Regions from separate parts of the Homo sapiens genome. Here region 2 is linked to region 1. The links are chromatin contacts, found by Hi-C or POLR2A ChIA-PET in ENCODE. All regions are on one chromosome and are shown on one strand. Each heading gives the region's core, a stretch centred on a gene start or an enhancer-like site at or near the end of the contact. The rest is flanking DNA. Distances are from core to core; before and after follow the strand shown. Region 1 has its middle 33 kb from the start of ZDHHC19. Region 2 holds the start of DLG1 (discs large MAGUK scaffold protein 1).

Evidence for each region. Hi-C counts contacts between places; a loop is a spot of excess contacts on that map. ChIA-PET counts read pairs that join two places held with the same protein, here RNA polymerase II (POLR2A). Pooled maps may share reads with other maps.
Region 2: a pooled map shows a loop between it and region 1 (5-fold over the local background). The contact joins the promoter of DLG1 here to the enhancer-like site in region 1. A Hi-C loop is called at or near these places in 4 of 50 pooled maps. POLR2A ChIA-PET finds 5 or more read pairs at or near these places in 2 of 52 experiments (T-cell and naive thymus-derived CD4-positive, alpha-beta T cell).

What each region holds. Positions count from the first base shown.
Region 1 is chr3:196,176,767-196,180,986 of GRCh38, forward strand. No RefSeq gene overlaps it. Among named protein-coding and RNA genes, the nearest start is that of ZDHHC19, 33 kb to the right of the region's middle. RefSeq lists an enhancer at 3,022-3,221. Within about 2 kb of position 2,810, at least 16 of the 41 ENCODE cell types and tissues checked have a DNase peak (open chromatin) inside an H3K27ac peak, as active enhancers do.
Region 2 is chr3:197,295,869-197,299,939 of GRCh38, forward strand. DLG1 (discs large MAGUK scaffold protein 1) reads right to left here and starts at 2,744. Exons shown (of 25, transcript NM_001366207.1): 1 at 2,668-2,744; 2 at 1,318-1,367; 3 at 478-609. The coding sequence starts at 1,336. DLG1-AS1 (DLG1 antisense RNA 1) reads left to right here and starts at 2,379. Exons shown (of 3, transcript NR_038289.1): 1 at 2,379-2,742; 2 at 3,110-3,224. RefSeq lists silencers at 1,671-2,300, 2,791-2,920.

The DNA.
Region 1 (4,220 bases), core at 1,560-4,059:
TGGTCTCAAATCCCTGACCTCAGGTGATCCGCCCGCCTCGGCCTCCCAAAGTGCTGGGTTTACAGGCGTGAGCCACCGCGCCTGGACAAAATTTTTTTATACCTTTTAAATTCCAGACCCACCACCAGGTTGAATCCTCCGGGCTGACTGTGCAGACCCCCCACTATGCCCCCTACTTTCCATTAACTGGTATGTTTTATGTTATCAAGAATATTAAAACAAACCTATGCATCTGCCATTGAGCTTAAGAAATAGATGGCCGGACGCGGTGGCTCACGCCTGTAATCCCAGCACTTTGGGAGGCCGAGGCGGGCGGATCATGAGGTCAGGAGATCGAGACCATCCTGGCTAACACGGTGAAACCACGTCTCTACTAAAAATACAAAAATTAGCCGGGCGTGGTGGCAGGCGCCTGTAGTCCCAGCTACCCGGGAGGCTGAGGCAGAAGAATGGCGTGAACCCGGGAGGCGGTGCTTGCAGTGAGCTGAGATCGCACCACTGCACTCCAGCCTGGGCGACAGAGTGAGACCCTGTCTTGGGGAAAAAAAAAAAAAGAACTAGACGAATGCCCAGGCATGGGAAGCCCCAGTCACCTTTCCCTCCCTCAACCCGAGAGGAGTCACATTCCAAACCTAGCCTTTATCATTCCCTTCCTTTTCATTAGACGGTTATGTATGTACGTATCCTTAAACTTTATGCTAATGGTATCACATTTTGTGTATTCTACTACTTTTAAACATTTATGGATTAAATTCTGTCCCTCCAAAAAAGATATGTTGGAGTCTTAACCCCTAATACTTTAAGCCGTGACCCCGTTTGCAGACACCGTCTTTACAGAGGTGCTCAAGGTGAGAGGCACTCATTAGAGTGGACCCTCATTCGATACGACTGGTGTCCTTATAACAAGCAGAACACAGGACAGAGGCAGAGCCACCAGCAGGGAGAACACCACATGAAGCCTGGAGTCAGGCTTCCGGACGAAGCCGGGAGAGAGGCGGGGAACAGGTCCTCCTCCCACGCCTTCCCAGGGAACGTGGCCCTGTCGGCACCCTGATCTCCTCGCCCCTAGAACTGGGAGACAACACGTTTCTGCTGTCCAGCCACCCAGTGTGCGGTACTTTGTTACAGCAGCCCCAAAAAATAAAGACACCATTCCATGTCATGTTCTTGAAATTCATTTGTTAATGAGTGAAGCCGAGGCTCATTCATTTTCTCTGTCATGTTCTATTATATGATATCCCACAATTTATCCATTTTACTTTGAAAAGTTATATGGTTTGCTTACAGGTTTTATTGTTGTTTTGAAATTGCAAACTGTGCTGCCCCGAACCTCCCTGCAAACTGTGCCGTAGGAGTGGAGCTGCACTTGGGTCAAAGAGGGCAAAGGTAAGTCTTAACTGTGCAGCCCAGATCAGAGCAATAACAACTCATCAAGATAAGTCTAATTGCTACTCAACGGGGTGGAACTTACACGCTTGCCAGTGGGCAGGCAGAGTTCCCTGTGTCCTACATTCTTGTTAACACTTGAAACTCCAGTCTTTTTTTTTTTTTTTTTTTTTTTTTTGAGAGATGGAGTCTCACCCTGTTGCCCAGGCTGGAGTGCAGTGGTGTGATCTTGGCTCACTGAAACCTCTGCCTCCCGGGTTCAAGCGATTCTCCTGCCTCAGCCTCCCAAGCAGCTGGGACTACGGGCTCCCGCCACCACGCCCAGCTAATTTTTGTGTTTTTAGTAGAGACGAGGTTTAACCATGTTGGCCAGGATGGTCTCAATCTCTTGACCTCATGATCCGCCCACCTCGGCCTCCCGAAGTGCTGGGATTACAGGCGCAAGCCACTGCACCCCGCCCTGCAGTTTTGTTTTGTTTTTTTAATTTATTATTTTAAAAAAATGTTTTTGAGACAGGATCTCACTCTGCCACCCAGGCTGGATCATGGTGGCATGATCTTGGCTCACTGCAGCCTCGTCCTCCCAGGCTCAAGTGATCCTCCCGCCTCAGCCTCCCAAGTAGCTGGGACCACAGGTATGTGCCACCATGCCTGACTAATTTTTGTGCTTTTTGTAGAGATGAGTTCTCACTGTGTTGCCCAGGGTGGTCTCAAACTCCTGGGCTCAAGCGATCTTCCTGCCTCAGCCTCCCAAATTGCTGGGATTACAGGCATGAGCCAACACACCCAGCCCGAAGGAACTGCCATTCTTTTTATCTTTGCCAATCTGATGGTTATAGAATGGTATTTCCTAGTGGCTTTATTTTGCGTTTTCTTTATTTCTAATAAAGTTAAGCATCTTTTACATGTTGATGGACAATGTATATTTCCTGTTTTGCAAAACACCTGGTCGGGTTTTCCTGGTCTTTTTTCTTATTTATTTCTAGGAGTTCTTTATGTACTCTGGACTCTGATCCTGCATTGGTCTTTCTAAAGCTTTATTCGTCGCATCCTCTGATGAACAGAGCTTTTCTTTTTTCTTTTCCCTTTTAAAATTAGTAGAATTTATTCATCTTTTTCTTAACAATTAGTGCTTTCAAGAAATTCTTTGTACCCCCAAGGTCAAGAGATATTATCCTATACTCGCTTTGTAAGGGTTGGTATTCTGCCTGTCAGGTCGTTAATGGACCTGGCATTGATTTTGGAGCCTGCTGTGTAGTCAGATCTAAACTGGGAAAGGAACAATTGCCTGCTTTTCTCACAGGGGCGTTCTGAAGCTCAAAGGAGAAAATGCGTGTGAAAGTGTCCAGAACTGTGAAACAATGTACAAGTAAGAGAGTCTGCGATGCTGATTTGCTGGAGGGTGACAAAGCCGTTTAAGAGAAGGCTGCTTTGGCCTTTGATTTGCTAATCAGTTGGTAGCGTCATAGGCTGCCAGTAGGCCAGGCAGAAACCCAACCTCCATTCTGCCTCCGGAGGCTGGAGAACACAGCCAAAAAGACCAGCTGAAGCATGTGGTCTTTGCAGGAAAGTAAGTTCCAGTGGCACTGCTGGGGCTGGCCCCGTCCACCCACACTGTTCACTCCATCTGCCACCTGACATTAGCAAATTAGGCTGCAAATACAGCCCTGAGTCATAGAGAAAAGATGAAATTACACTCAGGAAACTCTGCTCACTGAAGTGCATGAGTAACAGGATGCAGAAAGACACCCATTAAAAGCGGCTAAAAACGAGTCAGGTGCTCCAAGGCAGCCTGCTGCACACCCCAACACGCGGGCAGGCTCCGCCCCAGCTCCAACTCCACCTGGAGGGGCAACACGCACCCATTATACGAGCCACACGGGGGCCCCAGCAACTGGCCCAGACAAGGCTGCAGAGCCCACTCAGGGTGGAACCCCCTTTAGCGAACTGGAAGGTTCCATGACGGGGCTGCGGGGAAGGAAGCCGACTCGTGGGGAGTTAGCTGAGCTGCCGGAGGAAACTGACAAAATCAAACGCACCCTTTGGCCTGCACAAGGCGATATTGTTGGTTCTCCCTGAAGCACATCCTGGCCAGGAGACAGAGCTTAGGCCAGCCCCCGGGCCAGGTGCCTGCTACCCAGACCTGTGATCCTAGCCAAAAGTCTCTGAGTTCTGGATGTCCACACTGGGAAGGGAGAGCAGCGAGGGAAGGGTTACCAAAGGGGCCTGAGGAGACATTCGGGGGTGACAGATTGTCAGCATCTTTTTGTTTGGTTTTTCTTTTAAGCGATGGGGGCGGGGGGTGGGGGGGGGTCTCACTATGTTGCTGAGGCTGGTCTCGAACTCCTGGCCTCAAGCAATCCTCCTGCCTCAGCCCCCGAGTAACTGGAATTCAAGACGTCAGCCACGGCCCCCAGCTTAGCTTCAGCATCTTGATTGCAGTGGTGGCTTCACAGATGTATACATATGTCAGAACTTATCAAATTGTATATTTTCAATATCTATTTTAGACAATTAGATCTCAATAAGGCTGTTTAAAAATTACAGAATGGTGTGATGGCGACTTTTACTAAATATGCATGTTGACAGCAAGAGGAACGACTAGAAGGAGGTCCCCAGATGTTAACAGTGCTTAGTTCTGGGCTGTGGGATTACAGAGGATTTTACTTTTCCTCTTTGTGTTTTTCTGTACTTTAAAAAATTTCTGAAATATATGTGTTTTACTTTTTTTTTTTTTTTAAGATGGAATCTTGCTCTGTCGCCCGGAGTGGAGTGCAGTGGCGCGATCTTGGCTCATTGCAACATCTGCCTCCTGGGTTCAAGCAATTCTCCTG
Region 2 (4,071 bases), core at 1,494-3,993, 1.1 Mb after region 1:
TTACTAGACAAGATCATCTCTAAGATTATTTTCCAGGTCTAAAATTCTGACTCCATGAATGCCAAGCTCAAACAGAAATCTACATTAAGGGAATGAATGTTCTTCAACACAGCAGAACCCTTCACACGCTTTCAATGACTTCAGAGACATGCCAGTCAAATACAGAAACAAGCTCACAGTAACTCAGTCATACCTTTTAGGTCCTTAAACATCTGTGCAACATCTTTTAATAGTTAATGCTATTAAGATGTGAAACAATGTTCTCAAAAGCCACTGAAATAATCCTGAAAGTTTTTTGGTTACTAGTTATTTTAAGAAAGGACACTGGCCTATGAAAAACACACAACTCACTGAAGATGTTCAAGTTACCGAATGCCTCAGAGAATTAAGTACATCATTTTCTTAAGTTTAAAATAAATGAATTGAGAGGAGCATAAAGCCTAGCTGGCATAATAGTTACGAAGTTTTAATTCCCACCTATTAAAGCCTGAAAGAGGTTGCTCTGAAATATGTTAATAACCCGTTCTATGGAACTTCTGAGCTGTCTGTCTTCAGTTTGGCTTAGTTTTGAACGATATTCCTCCAAAAGGTGCAATGCTCTCTGGGTATCTGAGAAGAAAAAGCAGAGCCTGATTAAAACTCTCTATTTACAAAAAAAGTATCACATACTAGTGCAAATAATTCTGCATGACATCTAAATAGTTCCGCAAATCCTTCAGGTCAATTGATGTCACTATGTTCATGTACACATATTCCTTAGAATGACCAAAAAATAAAAAAAAAAATTAAAGAAATACAAGAAAAATTTAAACATATATCACATTAGAAAACGGAGGAGAGTGAGCAGTTTGGAATAAATGTGTACTGGTAGTTTGCCAAAGTAAAAGATCAAAGTATTAGCAACAGTTTCAGATTACCTGATAATGCAAAAGCAGATTATCTACAATTTGTCATCATAATCCAAATTTTTAACATTTCAAAATACAAATTCTTAGTATCCCACAGTTGCTTACAGAATAGTGCTTAGTAAGAATGATAGAGTGAAATACTAAAACACCAATTCAGGGTTATTAAGGACATCTGTTGGGGGGGGGCTAACTGCCTCTCTTAATCACTAGAGAAATGTTAAGAAAGTTTAACAAACATTTTCGTGTTTCCATCTTCTGAAATGATATGAGGCTTAGATTCCCTAAGCAATAAAGCTAGGACCGTGCTGTCTCATCAAAGTTACACAAACGATTCTAAAACGGCAATCAAAAAACTGACACACGGAAAAGCAAGTGACATCGACAACAGAGTTACGGAATAAACTCTCACCTTGCTTCCGGACCGGCATTTTTCTCCAGAATCAGGAAGAGGGCACACACCTTTAAAACACACAACGGAAAGGAAAAAGGATAGAATCATGTTAAACTAGCATTTTCCCCTATCGAAATAGAAAACCCTCGCAGCCTATTTGAAAACCCCACGTTCCAAAGTTTTACCAAGTCAAAGAAAGAGTCTCAAAACGCAGCAGTTGTCTGTCAACGTGGAAAGCTTTTCCTTGGAGTGGGTACCCCTCCAAATTAAGAACAGACAGAAGTCGGCTTCCAAACTCTCCTCGAAAGCGTCCCCTCCCCAAAGAGCCTAGACCTGAGGCCGCCTCTTCCCCCGCACAAGTATCCACACTCCCCACCTGCTACTGGGTACGGGCGGGTGAAGCGCTCCGACCCTTGGCCCCTGAGCCAGCAGCGGCCGCAGAGCGCTGAGAGGGGACCAGCGGGACTGGCCGCCCGCCCTGCTCGGGCCCCCTCCTCTCGCTTGCCTTTCTCCTTGCTCGCTGCCTCCGGGCTGCTCCAGCGGGGGCCGGACAGGGCAGCGGCCGCTCTCCGCGACGCCCTCGCGCCCCGCATGCACACCTCCGCGGGCCCCCACACCTGCGGCGCCGCCACAAAGTTCCGGTGAGCGGCGTGCGCTCGGAACTGGGGTGCGCCCCGGCCAGACTCGGAGCAGCTCCCCAGCCCGGCCCCGCTCCACGTACCCCCGCCCCGCCCGGGGCCCGCGGAGCCGAGCGGAGGGGGCGAAGGGACGGGGGAGGAGCTCCCCTGGGCCGCCGCACCCCCGCGGCCTCGTCCTCCTTCTCGGCCGCGCCGCCTCCTCGCTCGCCGCGGCCCCCCGGCCCGCTCGCCCAGTTGCTGCCGCACGCCCCACCCCCGGAACCTCGCCTCCTTCCGCGCCCCCAACCGCTCTCCCCCGAAACTTTCCGCCAAGATGGCGGCCCCCGAGCTGGCCTGCCGCGCTCCCACGTGACCGCTTTCCCGGCGCTCTCAGCCAATGGGAAGTGAGGAGGCGGCTCGCGCCGAGCCCCGGGCTCCCCGCGCTGCTACCTTCGGGTTGGAAGGGGGAGGCGGGTCGGGGGAGGGCAGGGGAACGGAAGGGGTACCCGGGGAGCATCCTAAGGGAACCTCTTCGCTTAAAAGGGCGGCCGCTGAAGTGGCTCTGAGAACAAAGGAGTTAACACTCGGACTCCACAGGTGGCCCGGGGTGGCCCTGGAGGAGCCCGCCTTTACCTTGCCCTAGCCCACCGGCGCGTCCCGCAGTTCCGAACTAAACGCGCCAGGCCGGGAAGGCTCGGGCTGTCTGAAGAGAGGCGTGACCTCGCCTACACCAGATCCAAGGCGCACATACCGAGACACCCCTCAACCTCACTCAGCAGTGCCGTTTCCAACTCCGCGGCAGAGACAGCGCCTGGCGACCCCGGGGGTAGATCCCCACCGGGGAAAAGCCGCCTTAAGGAGGAGCCAACTGCACCTCCCAGGGGGCGGGGAGGGCGGGGCCTGGGAGAGGGAGAGGGAGGAGTTCGGGGAGGGGTGCCAACTCTGCATTGCCTTCCACTCCAGGCTGATTGTTAAGTTACTCTTCGTCCCTTAGTAATAGGCTTGGGGGGAGGGGTTTCATTACAGAAGGACATATGAAATAGAGACACTGGTTAACTTGGCAAGAGTTTGAGGGTTATAGTACAAGATTTTTAAGCCTAACTGATTAATTCCGAGTATGGTATACTTAAGGGTGGGCAGAGAAGGTTTGTTCATTCATTCGCTCATTCATTCATTCATTCATTTCCCTCAAGCCTGCGTCCCCGCCCGGTCAGCATCGCAGGTGTTACCCAAACTCTGACGGTCCCTTTAAGAACTCACCCGGAGTCGCGCCCTCCGAAGCTGAGCCGCCCTCGGCCAGCGCTGCAGGTTTGTTTCGTGCGCACCTCCGGGCGGAATTACCGGCCGGCTGGGACCCCGCTCCCGGTCTGAGCCACCCAGGTTATAGAAGGGGAATCTCGGGAAGCTTTCCAAGTCACTGCCCACGTCTTCGAACTTCCTCGGGGTGACGAGGACCTCCCTATTAGGAGGTCCAGAGAGAATTTGCCCAAAGTTACCCCGAGTGAGTGACAGAACTGGAAACCCGGAGATCCTGTCTTTCAAAACCGGAAGGCTCTTCCCAGTAAACCTGACGGCCTCTGACTGAGGCCGTATCCATTGGCTACCAAAGGGAAGGCCGAGGAACCTCGTATTGTAACCTTAACAGCTACTCAGAGGTATACTGACCACTGGTTTTACTTTTGGATTGCACCTTAGAATCCTAACTTACTGTAAGGACCCACCGACTTTAGAACCTATCTAGGACAAGGAACCGAGGTCCGGAAAAAGGGAAGCAACTTGTCCAAGGACATAGACGCTAATCAGTAACAGAGCAGCCGAGAACTCAGGTCTCCTAGCTCTAGTCCAGGGCTCTTTCTCTTGTGATTTTGGACAACTTGACAGAGAGGTATGTTGGTATGTTGGCAGCAGACCTCTGTGCTTTCCCGGATCAAGCATCCTGGGATCTTGAACAACAGTTAAAGCAACATTGCATAGAGAAAATGGGATAGAAGGGTCAAACGGTGCTGAAGGCAGAGGTGTCCTAACAGCCGGGAACTTAACAGAGGGACGGAATTTATTTAGTAGTGAAAGTGGCTCATGACAGGCATCATACTCTCAAGACTTCGCTGATGGACTGTGAATGGGATGGTTGCAGTAAGAAACCATTCTAACAATG